Linked DNA regions of Homo sapiens: region 2 is linked to region 1. A link is a loop called in an ENCODE intact Hi-C map of the cell type or tissue named here. Cell type or tissue: mammary epithelial cell. All regions are shown on one strand. Links, peaks and the distances in the headings refer to the core of each region. The heading gives the core; the rest is flanking DNA.

Evidence for each region. A loop is a pair of places that touch in the nucleus more often than their neighbours do. Peaks named below come from ENCODE experiments on the same cell type or tissue, not always from the same donor. Only the 100,000 strongest peaks of a DNase experiment are listed, where the experiment ranks them.
Region 2: a loop joins it to region 1, with 4 times the contacts of the local background. A loop is called at or near these places in 1 of 110 quality-filtered maps.

Annotation. Positions count from the first base shown.
Region 1 is chr7:20,894,849-20,899,246 of GRCh38, reverse strand. All of the region lies in intron 2 of LINC01162 (long intergenic non-protein coding RNA 1162), which reads right to left. Among named protein-coding and RNA genes, the nearest start is that of LINC01162, 62 kb to the right of the region's middle. In mammary epithelial cell, for the core only: no CTCF peak of the experiment used is centred there; DNase peaks (open chromatin) are centred at 2,086 and 3,486; H3K27ac peaks cover 2,782 bases.
Region 2 is chr7:20,844,892-20,849,289 of GRCh38, reverse strand. The region is part of intron 1 of LINC01162 (long intergenic non-protein coding RNA 1162); the gene reads right to left. Among named protein-coding and RNA genes, the nearest start is that of LINC01162, 12 kb to the right of the region's middle. In mammary epithelial cell, for the core only: no CTCF peak of the experiment used is centred there; no DNase peak of the experiment used is centred there.

The sequences.
Region 1 (4,398 bases), core at 93-4,092:
CTTTGTATAGTTTTTGTTTATTATTATTATTATTTATTTTTTTTTTTTTTGAGACGGAGTCTCACTCTGTTGCCCATGCTAGAGTGCCATGGTGAGATCTCGGCTCACTGCAACCTATGCCTCCTGGGTTCAAGCGACTCTCCTGCCTCAGCCTCCTGAGTAGCTGGGACTACAGTGGCCGCCACCATGCCTGGCTAATTTTTGTATTTTTTTTTTAGTACAGACAGGGTTTCACCATATTGACCAGGCTGGTCTGGAACTCCTGACCTCTCGTGATCCGCCTGCCTTGGCCTCCCAAAGTGCTGGGATTATAGGTGTGAGCCACCACGCCTGGCCTATTTATTGTTTTTTAATGCAGACTCTCATGCATAGTGGTTTGTTTTGTTATATGCTTGTGATTATTATAAGCTCATATTTCCTGGAACTTTATTTATGGGAAATATTATGGTCTGGATTTAAATTTTGTTGCTCCAAAATGTATTCGCATTTGTCTCTTCCAGGAAAAACAGACCCTCTCAGCCTGGAATCCCTTTAAACTATAAGTCAGCCTGAGTTTTTATCTCTTTTTCCCCCCCACAGTAGTGTAATAGTATAAACTCCGGCCCTAAAGCCTTAGGAGGATGGGCTTGTGAGAATCAATTCTAAAAGGACACTTTCTTTTTAACTCTTTACCTAAGGCCAGGATCAATATAGGCAAGTATCTCTACGTTCTCTCCCTGGGAGAAACAGTTACAGGTCACTCTCTGAACACCCTTTTGGTGTTCCTTCACCAGTCTGCAACCAAACTCTCATTGTTTTGTCCTCAGACATTGCCTCTCGTCTTCCTACAGATGTAGTCCGAGCTCCCATGCCTGCAGAGATCAACTGATGTCTCAGGGCAGACTGGTTTCAATGCTGGCTCCATTTTTAGCATCCTTAACTTATCTTTGTTCCTAGCCTCCAAGGACTTTTCTTACTTTCCATTGAATCAAGCCATGCATTTAAATTATTATTTTAAAAAATTTATCCAGCATTCTTATAAGTTCTCTACTAGGAAAATGTCTCCAAATCTTTAGCCCATCTTAAATTAATTCCCTTAAAATCAAACATAAAAGAATAAGTCTTTAGATTTTAAAAAGTGCTTAAAATATTGAAAAGTACGGTAGATAAATATGTATATCTATGTAGATATAGGTACTATATAGATATAAATATGTAGATATAGATGTACATACAAAATAAAAGTGTACAAAACGGTTCTATCAATTATAAAGGGCATAATATTAAGCAGCATTGCCTAAGACAAACTAAGTGTTTTATTGGTTAATTCTAAGAATTTATAAAGAGGGAGAGAGAGGGAAAGAGAAAGAGCCAGTAAGAGAGAGAGGGAGAGAGAGAACTCAAACAATTACAAAGCCATTCAACAAGGGATTGAGTTCTAAACAAACTAGTCAACAGATAAGCTGAATATTCAGTAAGTGGATGTTAGATGATACAGTTGTTGGTGAATTGACAGTGAGCTGTTCTATATAGAGGTCTTTGTTGCATCTTCCTTCTATATTAGCTTTCATCTTAGTAGTTTATTTTTTTAAAAAGAAATGTGCACAATTATTTTGGACTGAATGACATGCGGGCCTGCCCCACCATTCTATTGAATAAAATCCATTCTTTCCTTCACCAAATACAATAAATACTTGGAAAACCCCACTATGAGATGATTAATAAAAAATTAAATTTTATTTTATTTTACTTTTATATAGCTAAAATATAAAATACATATTTATTTTATATATGTATTATATATATTCACTGATAATATATATTCCCTAATAATATTTTAAGCATACCAGCTAACTTCTATAGCATTTAATTTGATGATAGTATTGTTAGAGATACATGATTGCTATCAACAGAGAACTATTAACTTTCTCAATAACCAGCATCATAAAACAACTGGCCAAGCATCTATGTCATTCAATGATTCTGGCTCCCTCATTTTGAAATTGCATTTGAGTACTCGATGTTGAAAGATGATTGACCACAAGAGATGTTGAAATCTAAAAATACATAATGCAATTGATTCATAAAGCCAAGGTTGCTAATTGGGTAATATTATGCCTGCCTATAAATTGGCTGTTATAAATCTGACTAAGGCACCTTAGGATATTACATGAGTCTTTTCACCCGTGAAGTATATTTCATTTAATTGGACATTGCCTAGCACATTTTGTATATTATAGTTGAAACAAAACTATTATATTACCACAAAACTATTTCTTGAGTCACTTAACCAGCTACCACAAAACTCATGGACACGAAACAGGAGTCATTACAATAGGAAATAAAAAACTGATTAAAATGCCAGAGTTCTGAGCCAAAATGGTTTTTTTTTTCCTAATGGCAATATTAGAGACCTGACATAGTTTTCTCTTATTTGCTTCAAAAGATTTTTAAAAACAGCTCTCCTCTTACTTACACTGCCATAAATGAAAAATCATTTATAAGCAACATGCAGAAATTACATAATATTTTAATAGGATATTGTATTTTATTTGCTCCTTCATTAAATATTGATTTGTAGACTAACTTCTTTTTTTGTGCCAAAAGAAGCTAAGCACCAACTGCCTATGAACTGGTTACAGATATAAGCATTTCTATGTTTCCAAGTCGCTTCTATAGTTAGAGACTATTCAAAAAGTATATGTATCTCCAAATAAGGGGCGTTATTGTTAGGATCCAAATAACTTAATGTAAAAGACAAAAACATATAACATAAATTCACTACATCAAAAGATCCTTAGGAGCCAAGACTGTTCTCCCTTGGCTACCTTCAGCATAGTGCCTTACATATAGTTGATACATAGTGCATATCATTGTAACAAACTACTTAATGTTTAATATGGAGGAGCCAGTTCTTTAAAGCTTACTCTGTGTATTCATAAACACACACACACACACACACACACACAGGATTAGGTTTCCATACTTTAAAAATATGCTCTCTACCTCAATCTCAGCTAACCTTCTGTAACTAAACCAAGACTGAAGAACATTTCAGTAATTTTTAAAAATGCAAACATCAGACATCCATCTTTTAAAAAGTGATCGTAGAATTCTCCTAGCAACAAATCCCCATTAAAATAGCTCCAATGCCACAGAAAACCTTATGTCAAAAAAAAAAAAATTAACAGAGTCTATTTCCTATTAGCTAGAAGAAATTCATGACCAGCATCTGTGGCTGCTCCCTATTGTACCTCACTGTCTTTATTTGGGGAGGGGTATGCAGAGATGGTCAGAGCCATGGGTCTAGGGACAAATTTAAGACATGTTATTCGTTTCCCACCAAAGACCCAGTAGTGAAAGGTTTCATAATAGTGTTGTGAGAATCTACTTTGAAAATGAAAGAATGTTTATTGAATCTCCAATACAATAATCATGTGTTTTCTACCAGCGCCTCAACGGTGAGGAAGTGACTACTTCTTAAATTCAATGCTTGCGTCCAAATGACTCATGAGTCTGGAGACAAGAATATCAGTGTCTTAAGACCCACTTTTTGAAAGTCTCCCTGAGGCTACCCAAGTGTATTAATAGCCGAGACATGTGCTGGGATACTGTCAAATGAGAATTTAAGGTGAAAAAGACCCTATTTATCTTACCTGAAAAATGACTTTAGAAGACTAGTATTTAGCTTCATTTATTGACTTTTTGAACTTTCTAACAGCTGGTGGACTTCTTGTGCCTAGTTTTGCAATCTTCTGCTCTTTCTTCCAACCTTCTAAGCACTACATTTTTAAAAGATTATTATTTCTCTGAGCTGAGATTGGAAAATGTTTTATTGAGAAGCATTTTCAGTTGCCTACAACTTGGTGAAAAGGTGCTTACTCTTGCTGTTGAAATTTTGTACTGATACGATATTTGGAGAAATATTGATTAATGTGAGCATATTTTAAAACTGCTTAAGGTTCACTAGTCAACTTTTAGCCTTTCTTTAGGTTGCAGTCCTATAGCAAGTGCACTAAGGAATGATTTTTGCTACTACTTCTCCTCGTCTTTCCTCCAGCTTTTTCTTTTCTACATTTTTTTTACTTAAAAAAAAAAAAAACCTTTAAATTTTGCTTACAGACCCAGAGCAATCTGAAACAACCAACACAACCAAAACAACCACAGTAAAATAAGAAGAAGTATGTGTGGGTATATATTTATTTCAAGCATTTCATAGACACTTACTTTCCTGAGGTTAACAAATATACACAATGAACAATGTGTGGTAAATTTGGATGAGTCATTCCTGTATATAGAATCTCTGGAAATCTCAACCACTGTTTTTGTCAGTCATCAGCTGATTTCATTCTCATAACTCCTGAAGAAAATAATTTTAATTTCTACCATGAAAAATATGTTGTACAAAATGCATTTGCA
Region 2 (4,398 bases), core at 86-4,085, 50 kb after region 1:
TTGGAATGATGTGATGTGGCTGGTAGAAGCTGGAAAAGCAGCAAAGTGACTATGAAGCCTTGAAAAATGGTAAGCACACTGTTAACAGAGGCTGCAAAAGTAGCAAAGAAATGACTATGGCAGTCTAGAAAAATAGTTATTTGAAATTAGTAGTTGTGGAACAATTGATAAAATGTTACCTGCAGCAACTAATGAACTTCTGGATTTGATTAATGGAGACAGCCTCACAGAAAGTTAAACTTGTTAATTGGCTTCTTTTAGCTGCCTATGATAAAGTACTAGAAAGGAGAGATGAGCTTTAAAAAATTCTGTTTATAAGCAGAACTTAGGAGATATATAGAGGGGCTGGAACATGCTGCGAAGAAAATAAATTTTTCCTTATCTCCAATCTTCCCTGTCAGTAAAAAATTGTCAAGGTAAGAAATGGCCTCAGGGTAAAGATCAAATCAAAGTGTGACTGTAAGTCCCTTTGTTAAAAACTCTGAAAAATTTAAGATTACACATAGTAGACACTCAGACAAAAATGGCTTTTAAGATTTTTAAAGATTGTTTTCCCCAGCAGGCTGACACACCAAAGTAAAAAGTCTCTCTCGGCCGGGCTTGGTGGCGCATGCCTGTAATCCCAGCACTTTGGGAGGCCCAGGCAGGTGGATCACCTGAGGTCGCGAGTTCAAGACCAGCCTGACCAACATGGAGAAACCCCGTCTCCACTAAAAATACAAAATTAGCTGGGCGTGGTGGCGCATGCCTATAGTCCCAGCTACTCGGGAGGCTGAGGCAGGAGAATTGCTTGAACCCAGGAGGCGGAGGTTGTGGTAAGCCGAGATTGCACCATTGCACTCCAACCTGGGCAACAAGAGCGAAACTCCATCTCAAAAAAATAAATAAATAAATAAAAAGTCTCTCTCAATAAAAATTATGGATGTGGCTTCTGGGGTATGGAGTGAACCTGAATCTGCCTTGTAGGAAGTTCTAAAAACCCTGAAGTCAATTGTGCCAACAAAAGCACCACTATCTTGGACTGAAATATTCACATCACCTTGAAACAAAAAGAGGCTTCTGGGCTCCCAACATTATACAGGAATGAAGGTTGAGGAAGGTATTCAGCTGCATACAGAGGCCATTTCTTATTAAAAAGGAATGACGTTTCAGAGGACACAGGCAAGAACTGTGATGCACAATGGACTACAGTACTACTTCCAGAGAGCAGTAGAAAATAAGACTCTGGAGAAACAGCTGCCAGAAGTGGAATCTTAGCCCAATCAAGGAAAATTTTCTCACCTTGAAGTACAAGGATCTGAAAATCTATGCCCGGCTGGGTTTCGGAATTTCTTTTCTTTTTTTTTTTTTTTTTTTTTTTTTTTTGAGACAGAGCCTCGCTCTGTCTCCCAGGCTGGAGTGCAGTGGCGCCATCTCGGCTCACTGCAACCTCCGCCTCCCAGGTTCACTCCATTTTCCTGCCTCAGCCTCCCGAGTAGCTGGGAATACAGGCGCCCGCCACCACGCCCAGCAAATTTTTTGTATTTTAGTAGAGATGGGGTTTCACCATTAGCCAGGATGGTCTCGATCTCCTGACCTCGTGATCCACCCACCTCGGCCTCCCAAAGTGCTGGGATTACAGGCGTAAGCCACCGCACCCGGCCCGGGTTTCGGAATTTCTATGAACCAGTGATTGCTACGTGTTTCCAATTTTCCCTCCTTCCAATAGCAGTGTCTACTGCAGTTATCATGTGTTTGTCTTCTCACTGCATAATTTATCTTTTTAATGCAGCTGGAACAAGAGGATCTGCATCCAAAAAGTCACTCCTAAACATAATTATCAAACAAGAGATCCTGGACATTGAGTATGATGCTGTGATTGGATGAGATTTAGGGGGTCTTGGGAGGAAACATATTATGAATGCAGAAAGGATATAAATCATCAACACTAGAGGCCTTCTGTGATAAGACGTAGCAGTAATAGACCCTAATCATTCATGCCTGCCTGTATCCACACGCTTAGTTCTTCCCCACACTCTGGACGAGACCAGATGACTTGCTTGAAACAATGAGACAATTGCAAAGTGACACCAGCAGAACCTCAAAAAGTGCTCGCATATGGGAGCTTGCCTGTTTTGGCTAATCCTAGAACCAGCATGTGAACGAGCACAGGTTAGCCTGCTGAATGATGAGAGACACATGGCCGTCAACTTTGTTGCCCTAGCCAACCACCTCCCAGAAACAGAGCCAACTAGCTGACCAATAGTTGACCACAGTTGTATGACTGAACCTAGTCAAAAACCACCCAGTTGAGCCCACCCAAATTGCCAGCCAACAAATGGCAAGCTAAACAAGTAAACGGCTGTCATGTTAAGCCACTAAACTTGTGGTGCGTGGTAACATAACAAAGGACAATGTTCTCATTCCTGATTGGCAAACCACAGCACTCAGACCAAATCCAGTCTACCGCCTTGTTTTTGTACAGCCTCCAAGCTATAAACGGTTTCTGTATTTGTAAACAGTTGAGGAAAAAATCAAAAGAAGAATAATATTTTGTGATATTTAAAATGTATATGAAATTCAGATTTCAGTGTTCATACATAAATGTTATTTGAACATAGCCACACCCATTGGTTTATATCTATGGCTGCTTTTGCACTTCAGCAGCAAAGATGGATAGTTGCAAAAGGAGTATCTTGCCTGCAAAACCTGATATATTTACTATCTGGTCCTTTACAGAAAGAGTTTGATGATCTCCCTTCTAGCTATGGTTCAGTTGTTTACATGTGGTCAAAAACAGCACAGCCAAAGTTTGGCAGGAAGAGGGAAAGAGGGTGTGCCATGTCTTGGCAGCCCAGGCACAATGTTCAGGCCACCATCCACACCCCCCCTGAAACTGCCCATATACTAACTCTGAAATTTTATCAGAAGAGCAAAGGTGTACAACCAATGACCAAGGACTCTCCAGCTGTGACCAAAAAGGTATGGAGAAGGAAGCAAGGCACAAATGACCTAAGAGTCTGTGTAAGGATTTTGTGTTCGGGCTGTCACTAGCTCTTTCCCCCTCCTTAAAATATTGTAGCTGTAGCAACACAAGTATTAACAGAACTCCAGCTTTAGCAATTCAACACAGCTACTTACTGCAGGGAGAAAGTCTAAGTTCCATCAAAACAAGCAAACAACTAAGGTTTCTAATCCCATTGAAAGTATTCCACAAGCATAGGCACAGTCAAAGAGAAGATAGCCGACTAGAAACAAATGACTGACAACTTTTAAGGCCTTCATTTCGTTTGTTGTTGTTGTTCGAGACAGAGTTTCGCTCTTATTGTCCAGGCTGCAGTACAATGGTGCGATCTCGGCTCACTGCAACCTTCGGCTCACTGCAACCTCCACCTCCCAGGTTCAAGTGATTCTCCTGCCTCAGCCTCCCGAGTAGCTGGGACTACAGGCACACGCCACCATGCCTGGCTAATTTTTGTATTTTTAGTAGAGACAGGGTTTCACCATGTTGACCAAGATGGTCTTGATCTCTTGACCTCGTGATCCACCCGCCTCGGCCTCCCAAAGTGCTGGGATTACAGGTGTGAGCCACCGCGCTCGGCCTTGTTATTTTCATAGTATTATCTTTGCTTATGCATTTTCCCACGTGTTCTCCCTTTTCTCTAACTCTCCCTTTTGATTGACGTTAGAAAACAAAACTGATAGAAACTCATTAAACTAGAGTTTGACTAGCTTTGAAGAAGAAAGGGAGCAGGATATTTACCACCAGGTGTTCTATGTCCCATTGTATTCACCCTGTTCTCTAACAATTCACTGTTATAGATATAGAAATAAGAGCCAAAAGAAAGGACAGGTAGACATAAAATGAGAGAAAGAAAAAAGAGGAGGACGATGAGAAAGAAAGGATGAAAACTGAAAGGCAGAATCCTATTCCAACCTATTTACACAGGATCAGAAATAGTACAGAGGAATTTCAGCTACCAAAAGGAGAACAGAAGGTCAGATGCGGTGGCTCACGCCTATAATCTCAGCACTTTGTGAGGCCAAAGCGGGCAGATCCCCTTAGGTCAGACCAGCCTGGCCAACATGGTGAAATCCTGTCTCTACGAAAAACACAAAAAATTAGCCGGGCGTGGTGGCGTGTGCCTGTAGTCCCAGCTACTCGGGAGGCTGAGGCAGGAGAATTGTTTGAACCAGGGAGGTGGAGGTTGCAGTGAGCCGAGATGGCACCACTGCACTCCAGCCTGGGCGACAGAGTGAGACTCCGTCTGAAAAAAAAAAAGGAAGACAGAAATGTCATTCTCTATATTCCCAGTTTCAGAGGATGCCTCAGATCTGAGTACAGAAAGGATGGCAACAAATTAAGACCAAAGTCACCAGGAATTTTAAAGCACGTTGGTCACTTACATACCTGCAGTA